Regions from separate parts of the Homo sapiens genome. Here region 1 is linked to region 2. Evidence: read pairs that join two places in POLR2A ChIA-PET (ENCODE). Cell type or tissue: Panc1. All regions are shown on one strand. Links, peaks and the distances in the headings refer to the core of each region. The heading gives the core; the rest is flanking DNA. Region 1 has its middle 4.9 kb from the start of B3GALNT2. Region 2 has its middle 3.2 kb from the start of NID1.

Evidence for each region. ChIA-PET counts read pairs that join two places held together with the same protein. Peaks named below come from ENCODE experiments on the same cell type or tissue, not always from the same donor. Only the 100,000 strongest peaks of a DNase experiment are listed, where the experiment ranks them.
Region 1: POLR2A ChIA-PET joins it to region 2 with 5 read pairs; 2 of 35 experiments call an interaction of 5 or more read pairs at or near these places.

Annotation. Positions count from the first base shown.
Region 1 is chr1:235,507,131-235,511,531 of GRCh38, forward strand. No RefSeq gene overlaps it. Among named protein-coding and RNA genes, the nearest start is that of B3GALNT2, 4.9 kb to the left of the region's middle. In Panc1, for the core only: no CTCF peak of the experiment used is centred there; no DNase peak of the experiment used is centred there.
Region 2 is chr1:236,066,109-236,070,509 of GRCh38, forward strand. No RefSeq gene overlaps it. Among named protein-coding and RNA genes, the nearest start is that of NID1, 3.2 kb to the left of the region's middle. In Panc1, for the core only: no CTCF peak of the experiment used is centred there; a DNase peak (open chromatin) is centred at 1,993.

The sequences.
Region 1 (4,401 bases), core at 278-4,277, 560 kb before region 2:
AAAGGTAAAAGTGACAGTATGTGTAATGGAAAGAATAAAAAAACTCAGTAGTGATATAAACAGTCTGTGCACTCAAGGGGCTCATAGGGTAAGTAGGAACAAGTTAACAGAATTAGAATTAGGGAGAGACAAACTAGGGTGGTTGGTAACCATGATGGCAATTCAATGTGATAAGTGCTCTGAGAAAGGAATGCACAGGATGTTAGAGCAGCACAAAGCAGGGGGTACAGCTGTCTCTACTCATGGGGGATTGGTTCTGGACCTTCTATGGATACCAAAATTCATGGATGCTCAAGTCCCTTATATAAAATGGTATAATATTTGCATATAACATACACACATCCTCTCATATACGCGAAATCATCTCTAAATTACTTATAACACCTAATATGATGTCTACGCATCACTTCATTCACGTGGATTCAATGGCATGCGCAAATTCAAGTTTGCTTTTTTCCTGAATTTGAGGTTGGTTGAATTCATAGATGCAGTACCCAGGGATATGGAGGGCCAACTATATTTAACTCTACTCAAGGGTCCCCAGAGGAGGCTATCTCTTGAAAATACAGGGCCGGGGCTTGAAGTCAAAGTGGCCAGTTAACAGGGCCAGAAAGTAGGAAGGACATTCAAGAGCACTGTAGGCAAAAAAATAAAAAATAAAATAAATAAACCTGAGCTAGTGATGACACGGCAATTAGGGAAATGTAAGCAATTGGTATGACCTTAGTGCAAGTTAGGAACACGGCAATGATGAGAAGGTGAACAGAAGGCAGAGGCCAGGTTGTAATCATAAACTTTGCTAAGGAATTTGGACTTTATTGTGAAGGCTCTAAAGAAGAATTTTTTTTTCTGATTACCAATGTAATACATGATTATGAAAAGGATCTTGGAAAACAGAAGAATATAAGAAATCATACTACATACAATTCATACATTTTTTAAAAGTTTTTTCATTAAAAAAATTTGCCATTCATACTGTAAGTTAGAATTTATATCCAACTATTTTCACCTAACCTATAAGCCTTCCCATATTTAATTAGTAGTCTCAGAAAATATAACTTAATCATTTGTCCACACTATAATTTCTTATCTGGTCCCGTATTATTGGACATACAGGTTGTTTCCATTATTCCACTATAATAAGTAATACTGGCACTTCTGTGCACAAAACTTTTTCCACATTTCAGATAATTTCCTTTTCTGATATTATTTTTAAGCCGCTTTATTCATACTGCTATTGTTTCAATGTGTATGTCTGCCTTCAATATGTTTCTCTTATCTCACCCTCATATTTTAAAAAAGTTCTTTATTAATTCAAAGGACAAAACTTTTCATCAATGAGATTGAATATTCTTATGTTCGTTAGCTGTTTCTATTTCTTTTGTTAATTAGTCATGTATCTTCCTTTTATCCATTTGTATAAGCCCTTTATTTTTCCTCAGTTTTCTTGCCTTCTAATTTTATAACTTTTAGGACACAAAAACACTTTAAATTTTTATAAATTCAAATGATCAATATTTAATTTTTTTCCATATTTTAGGATGATTCTGATCGTGAGATCTGGTCAATATTCTTGTTTGTTTTATTTAATGTTTTAATCCATTTGGAATTTATTTAGGAATATGGTGTAATGCAAGGATCTCAAAATTAATTAATTTTTTTCATATAGCTAACTATTGTCCTGGCCCATTATTTCCCTATTAGTTTATGACATCACCTCAATTTATTAAAAATTTTTAACATAATAGTATTTGTTTCCAAGCCACAGTTTTGCATTCATCTGTCCTTTCATCAGTACCGTAATACTCTAATGATCCTAGTTGTATAATATTTTGTAATCCAGAGGGCAATTCTCCCTCTCAATACTCTTTATTTCTCACATATATATATATATTTTTTTTTTTTTTTGAGACAGAATTTCGCTCTGTCATCCAGGTCTGGGCTCACTGCAACCTCTGCCTCCCAGTTTCAGGCAATTGTCTTGGCTCAGCTTTTCGAGTAGCTGGGACTACAGGAGCGCACCACCACAGCAGGCTAATTTTTGTATTTTTGTAGAGACAGGGTTTTGCCATGTTGGCCAGGCTGGTCTTGAACTCCTGACCTCAGGTGATCCACCCGCGTTGGCATCCCAAAGTGCTGGGATTACTGGCGTGAGCCCGGCCTATTTCTAATGAATTTTATAATAATTTGTATAGTTATTCGACTTTCCCCTAAACCTTATGTTTAATAAAAAACTAATGCATGGTTATCATAACAAACACAAGTAATGTAATACAAGTGTAAACAAAATATATAATGTTAGAATCCTTCAGCCCACCCCAATCTTTCTTTCCAGACTTAGCCACTATAGCCCAGATATTTCTTCTTGTATATATATTCTGAATTTTTCCAAATTTCTTTACTTTTCCAGTGATGGAAAGGGAGGAATCACCCTCCTTTTCAATCCCCATGTATGCAATCTGTCCCCTTAACCTGTATAACTCCAGAAATTCTAGTCCCCTCTCTCAATATTTCTAAGTACCAAGGCGTGTTCTCTTTTCCACGAGGTCATCATCAGTCTCGTTGCCACCTCTTGTTCCAGACTGCTCTAGTGTTCTCTATCAACCACCTCAACTCATAACCACTTCTCGAGGCCACAGCCCCAGATTCTTCTGCTTTGACCCGAAACACAGACATAGTGCCTCCGTTTATCCCCCAGTCACAGCTAAGACATGGCTGGCATGTTTAACAGACTTGTAAAAGGATTGGCCGGGCGCGGTGGCTTACCCCTGTAATCCTAGTGCTTTGGGAGGCTGAGGCGGGCGGATCCCCTGAGGTCTGGGTTCCAGAACAGCCCGACCAACAGGGAGAAAACCCATCTCTACTAAAAATCCAAAATTAGCCGGGAGTGGTGGCATATGCCTGTAATCCCAGCTACTCGGGAGGCTGAGGCAGGAGAATTGCTTGAACCCAGGAGGCGGAGGTTGCAGTGAGCCGAGATGGCACCATTGCACTCCAGCCTGGGCAACAAGAGTGAAACTCCGTCTCAAAAAAATAAATAAATACAAGAATTTAGCCTGAGAAGATACAGACAGAAAACTTTTAACTTGATATGAGATAAACTTGCTCCTATGGTCCCCCAATAGAGGTCCCTACTGGCTATCTCTTGCCTTAAGCCTTACCCCAGCCCTTTAATGACACTTCCAAGCGCCTTCTCATCCCTTCCATATGAGGGTCACTTCTTGCTGGTTCTCTTTTCTCTAGTACAGGGCCCAATTCGATCAGCCAGTGAAATAAAAATTGCCCTTGAACATCTCTTAGTTTAAAATATATAGTATGTATGTTTTTGTATATGTAATTCTGTAAAAGTATTTTTTTATTCCTCTAATTCTTATTTACTTATTTGGTAGGGATGAGCTCTCACTATGCTGCCCAGGCTGGTCTCGAACTCCTGACCTCAAGCGGTCCTTCTACCTCAGCCTCCCAAAGTGCTGGGATTACAGGCATAAGCCACTGTGCCTGGCCCTCTAATTCTTTATCATTAAAGTTTCTCGTCAGGCTTTAGTTGTTCACTTTCTTCCTCAAGGAAACCATCTTGCCTGGTCACTTAATCAACAAATTTCACTTTTTTTTTTTTTTTGGTGAATAGTTGGGAAACCTTAAAATCATTCAGATATTCTTTTCAGGACTCCTGGCACTCTGCCTCGGGTGGGTACACGCTGCCCTAGTAATGCGTGCTATTTAAATGATTGCTTCTCTTTCTTTTTTAAGCCAATGGTTGAATTCTTTTAAATTAAATGCCTGTGATATGACGACCAGATAATCTTTGCAGAAGACAACCTTTACACTAGCAGACAGAATCATTAACATTTCAGTCTGAAAGCATCTTGACTCGGGCTTCTCCAAGAAGAGTAGGAAAATAGACACTGCCAAACTGTCCTTCAAAAATGTGCTCAAGGAGGGAGGTTGGTGTAACAGGAACAGAGTGAGTGGTGAGGAGAATAATCGGGGATGATGTAGTCCCTAGCAAGAATATGATATAAATCATGATAAGGATTTGGGCTTTTACTCCGAAATGAAAGGGGAGTAGTTACATGGTGGGGTTTTGTTTTTTTTTGTTTTTTTGTTTTTTTGTTTTTTTTTTGAGACAGAGTCTTGCTCTGTCACCTGGGCTGGAGTGCAGTGGCGCGATCTCAGCTCACTGCAACCTCTGCCTCCTGGGTTCAAGCAATTCTCCTGTCTCAGCCTCCAGAGTAGCTAGGATTACAGGCGTGCACCACCATGGCCAGCCATTTTGTATTTTTAATAGAAATGGGGTTCTACCATGTTGGCCAGGCTGGTCTTGAACTCCTGACCTCAAGTGATCCGCCGGCCCAGCTCCCAAAGTTCTGGGATTACAAGTATGAGCCACCGCACCCAGCC
Region 2 (4,401 bases), core at 228-4,227:
AAATGAAAGAAGGAGCAAATCCTGATTATAAGATTGGCATTGAAGAGGAGAAGAAACGAAGTTAAAATTGAGTTCAAGGGTTTGCACTTGGAGGACTGGAAAACCAGTACTGCCTTTTGACGTCAGGGAAGAGGATCTGGGACAGCTGGAGTTGGATATGTTTGATGTCAGACCTATCAGCGGTCAACAGGACGTCCCCGTTTCCTGTCAGCAGCTAAAAGTAACGACCTTGAACCTAGTTTATAATAATTTTTCAGAAAACAGCAAATTCTGTATAAAATTTAGGGGGCATGAGTTCTGAACCAGCAAAGACAGGAAGAAAAAGCAAAGGAAACATGCCTTCTAAGCAAAACACTTTTGATTTACTCATGAGAACTTGTCTTTTTCTTTTGAATTCATTCGCCATCAGAAATAACATTTATTACCCATCAGAGACAGCATGTGTTCTACAAGTATTCATTCATTTTGCACTCACAGTAACCCTAGGAAACAGACCTTCCCTGTTTTACAGAGAAGGGGCATAGAGGCCCAGAGAGGTTAAGTCATGTTGCTAAGGTCATGCAGCTGGGAGCCGGTAAGTGACCCTAGGTGTTCCAGCTGCAAGGACCCCACTTATAACCACTGCATTAAGTGCCCTCTGTTTACTACCTTTTACTGCAGCCTGCAGTCTGTTGTCAAATATGGTGCTTTTCCTTCAGTTCCCTCCCAACAATACAGCACTGTGAGCCCCCAGCCTGCTCCCCAGAAGCACTTCTGACTCTACTCTATGCCATCTGTGTTTCTGACTATTTCTGGGCTTCTGGGCCCCAGCACTGCCTGTTTCAGCTGCTACAGGATCTCTGTATGGAGATTCTTCTCTATCTTCACCCGCACGTGACACGGGCCCCACGACTTCCCCATGCCCTGTGGTTGAGGGAAACCCCAAGCTCAGTAGGCCTTTTTTGGCCTGTGCCTTCAACACTCCTCCTTCAAAAAACCCCACCCCAGCCTCTGTCACACATCAGAGCTGTCTCTGAAGCTGTAGTCTGTGCCTGGAATGCTCTTACCCTTCTCACGAATTCTCTCCCTTTTTGGTACTCAGGCAGCTTCTGAAACTCCTATTGGTCCATCCATGGGACTTTCCTCAGCAACTACAGGAGGAGAGCAGTTCTCTACTTTGCTGGTTCAGCACAGCCTGAATCCAACCTGGCTGAGGTCAAGGCTCTCCATTTACTGGCTGTATAAGCACGGGCAGGTTTCTAAGCTTCAATATCCTTGTCACTTGTATGGGATGTTCATAGTTAAAATCGAAGGATTGTCGTGAGGATTAGATAAGGTGATTCATTAAATGCTCCTAGCTGGGCACAAAGTAAGTATTCCGTTAATATCAAACCATCGTTGTTACCTAAATGTACAGTTTTCGTGATTCTTATTATGTCAATATTTACTGAGAATCTACCATGAGCCAGATTCTATACTAGAAATTCAAAATGCCAAGACCGTTAAGGCACAGTCCTTTCTTTGAGAAGCTCACAATCTATCAGGGAGACAAACACAACAATAACAGTGCGATGCTTTAAGAAATACACAAACCAACAAGAGATATCGCTTGTTGAATGCTGCTTCTGCTAGATGCTTAATGTAGCATTCAATTTAATACTAATAACTGCACAAGCTAGTAGCCCTATGTAGTGAAAACAAGGTTTGCAATGATTAGATAACTTGCCCAGTTTTACACAGGTAGTGAAAGAGCTAGGATTTGAATCCAGTTTGTCCGACACCAAAGCTATTATTCTTTCTGCCGCGCCATCCTGCCCATCTATGGAAGGAAAGGTTTCTCCCTTTATTTCCACCCACAAGATCTATTTGCTCCATTGTTTATACATAATGCTCACGATCTATCTGTGCATGCTTGTGCTCCTTTATTTCATCAGTATCTCTTGGCCTGAGTAAGTCCAGTATATACGGTAAATTCTCTGTCATTTACTATTTATAGCCCTGCACTCGCCTCACATTGCCCAGTCCTTGTAGGACGTAATATTGATGCTGTGTCTCCTACTAGGACAGTGTGTCCCTGTCACTCCTTTAGAATTAGTAGTTCCAAACACATTCATCATCGAATACTTACTTTTATATTGTGCTCTGGACATTTTCTAAGTGTATATAATAATTCGGTCTTTTTCTCTAGTCATTTCGTATGTTTTTCGGGGATAAGAGCTCATTGGGGGCAAGGCCCATGTGCTTTATTTGTTTTCCTGACTTCGCAGAGCCTAGCCCAATGCTGCATACACATTAATAATGTGCACAGTTCTTAACCATTTAAGAACTCACTGATATGTTTAAGAATCATCTGATATCTGCAGTACCAATGGTACCCATAATTCTGTAATATACCAGCTTTAAAAAAAAATGAAACCTTGCTCTTTTGAGATTTATACTCTTTTCTTGATGGCTGTCATCCTGATGAGGCAGAAACACAAAATTTAAGAAGCAGGTCTCAGGCTGTGTGTCTATAAGAAGCCACGGTAACTTTTCTTTTTTTGTGTGTTTGATTTTTGAGATGGAGTCTCCCTCAGTCACCCAGGCTGGAGTGCGGTGGCGTGATCTCGGCTCACTGCCACCTCCACCTCCCAGTTTCAGGTGATTCTCCTGCCTCAGTCTCCTGAGTAGCTGGGATTACAGGCATGCCACCACGCCCGACTAATTTTTGTATTTCTAGTAGAGATGGGATTTCATCATGTTGGCCAGGCTGGTCTCGAAGTCCTGACCTCAGGTGATCCTCCTGCCTCAGCCTCCCAAAGTGCTGGGATTACAGTTGTGAGCCACCACACCCGGCCCCAAGGTAACTCTTCTCTCTGACGATTCAGACAAAAGTCCAGGCAGCTGAGTGGGAAAATAGCTCAATTGGCTATTGCTCTGAAGGAGGCATTTGTTCTAATCTCACTCTCCTGTGAGGATTGGTAACTGACCATGTATGGCCATGGAGCTTTCTTTTATTTTCCAGATGTCATATAGATGTGAATGTATTAGTGTTCCAATTCCAGGGAATTCGCCTAATTCATGAATTTTTTTTTTAATTTTATTTGAGACGGAGTCTCGCTCTGTTGCCCAGCGTGGAGTGCACTGGCGCGATCTCGGCTCACTGCAAACTCCGCCTCCTGGGTTCACGCCATTCTCCTGCCTCAGCCTACCGAGTAGCTGGGACTACAGGCGCCCGCCACCACGCCCGGCCAATTTTTTTTTTTTTTTTTTTTTTTTTTTTTTGTATTTTTAGTAGAGACGGGGTTTCACCATGTTAGCCAGGATGGTCTTGATATCCTGACCTCGTGATCCGCCCACCTCGGCCTCCCAAAGTGCTGCAATTACAGTCGTGAGCCACCGAGCCCGGCCAATTCATGAGTATTTTAAACAACCCACACTCAATTGTGATCTCAGATAAAAATGACACCCTTGGCCGGGGGCGGTGGCTCAAGCCTGTAATCCCAGCACTTTGGGAGGCCGAGGCGGGCGGATCACGAGGTCATGTGATCGAGATCATCCTGGCTAACACGGTGAAACCCCGCCTCTACTAAAAAAATACAAAAAATTAGCCAGGCGTGGTGGCGGGCGCCTGTAGTCCCAGCTACTCGGGAGGCTGAGGCAGGAGAATGGCATGAACCCGGGAGGCGGAGCTTGCAGTGAGCCTAGATCGCGCCACTGAACTCCAACCTGGGCGACAGAGCGAGACTCTGTCTCAAAAAACAAAACAAAACAAAACAAAACAAAAAAACACTCTGACAAAGGATGAGAGTGAAGCAGGATTTGGTGTTCACTTTATTCTGTTTTCAAAGGCGATTAGGATAAAAAGTACCTTGGGAAAACACAATTATGTCCACCTATGTTTGGGAAGATGCCAAGCTTTTCAGGGTAAAGTTTAATTCCTATAGTTCTACATCCTGTTTTCCCATGAACGTTTTCCTGGTTCATTATCATCAGACCTCCAGCATTCACTGCTGGGGTTCCACTTGCCTTTTGTTGTTATTTTAATTTTTAATCTTGATTTATGTAATTTTCAACCTTACATAAAAATTGCAAAAATAATACAAAACGATTCCATATACCCTTATATTCCCATATCCCATATACTCAGATTTTCCTTAATATTAACATTTTGCCATGTTTGCTTTCTCTCTGTCTTTCTCTCTCTCTGTCTGTCTCTCTCTCCACACACTCACACATGCATGCACACACACACAGACACATCGATACATATATATATACATAAATTTTTATCTGGACCATTGAGGGTAAGTTGCAAACATGATACCTCTTTACCTCTGAATGCTTAAGTATATGCTTCTTTAAAACTAGAACATTCTCTCACCTAGCCATAACACAATTGCCAAAATAAGGAAATTAACATTGATATCATACTATAATCTA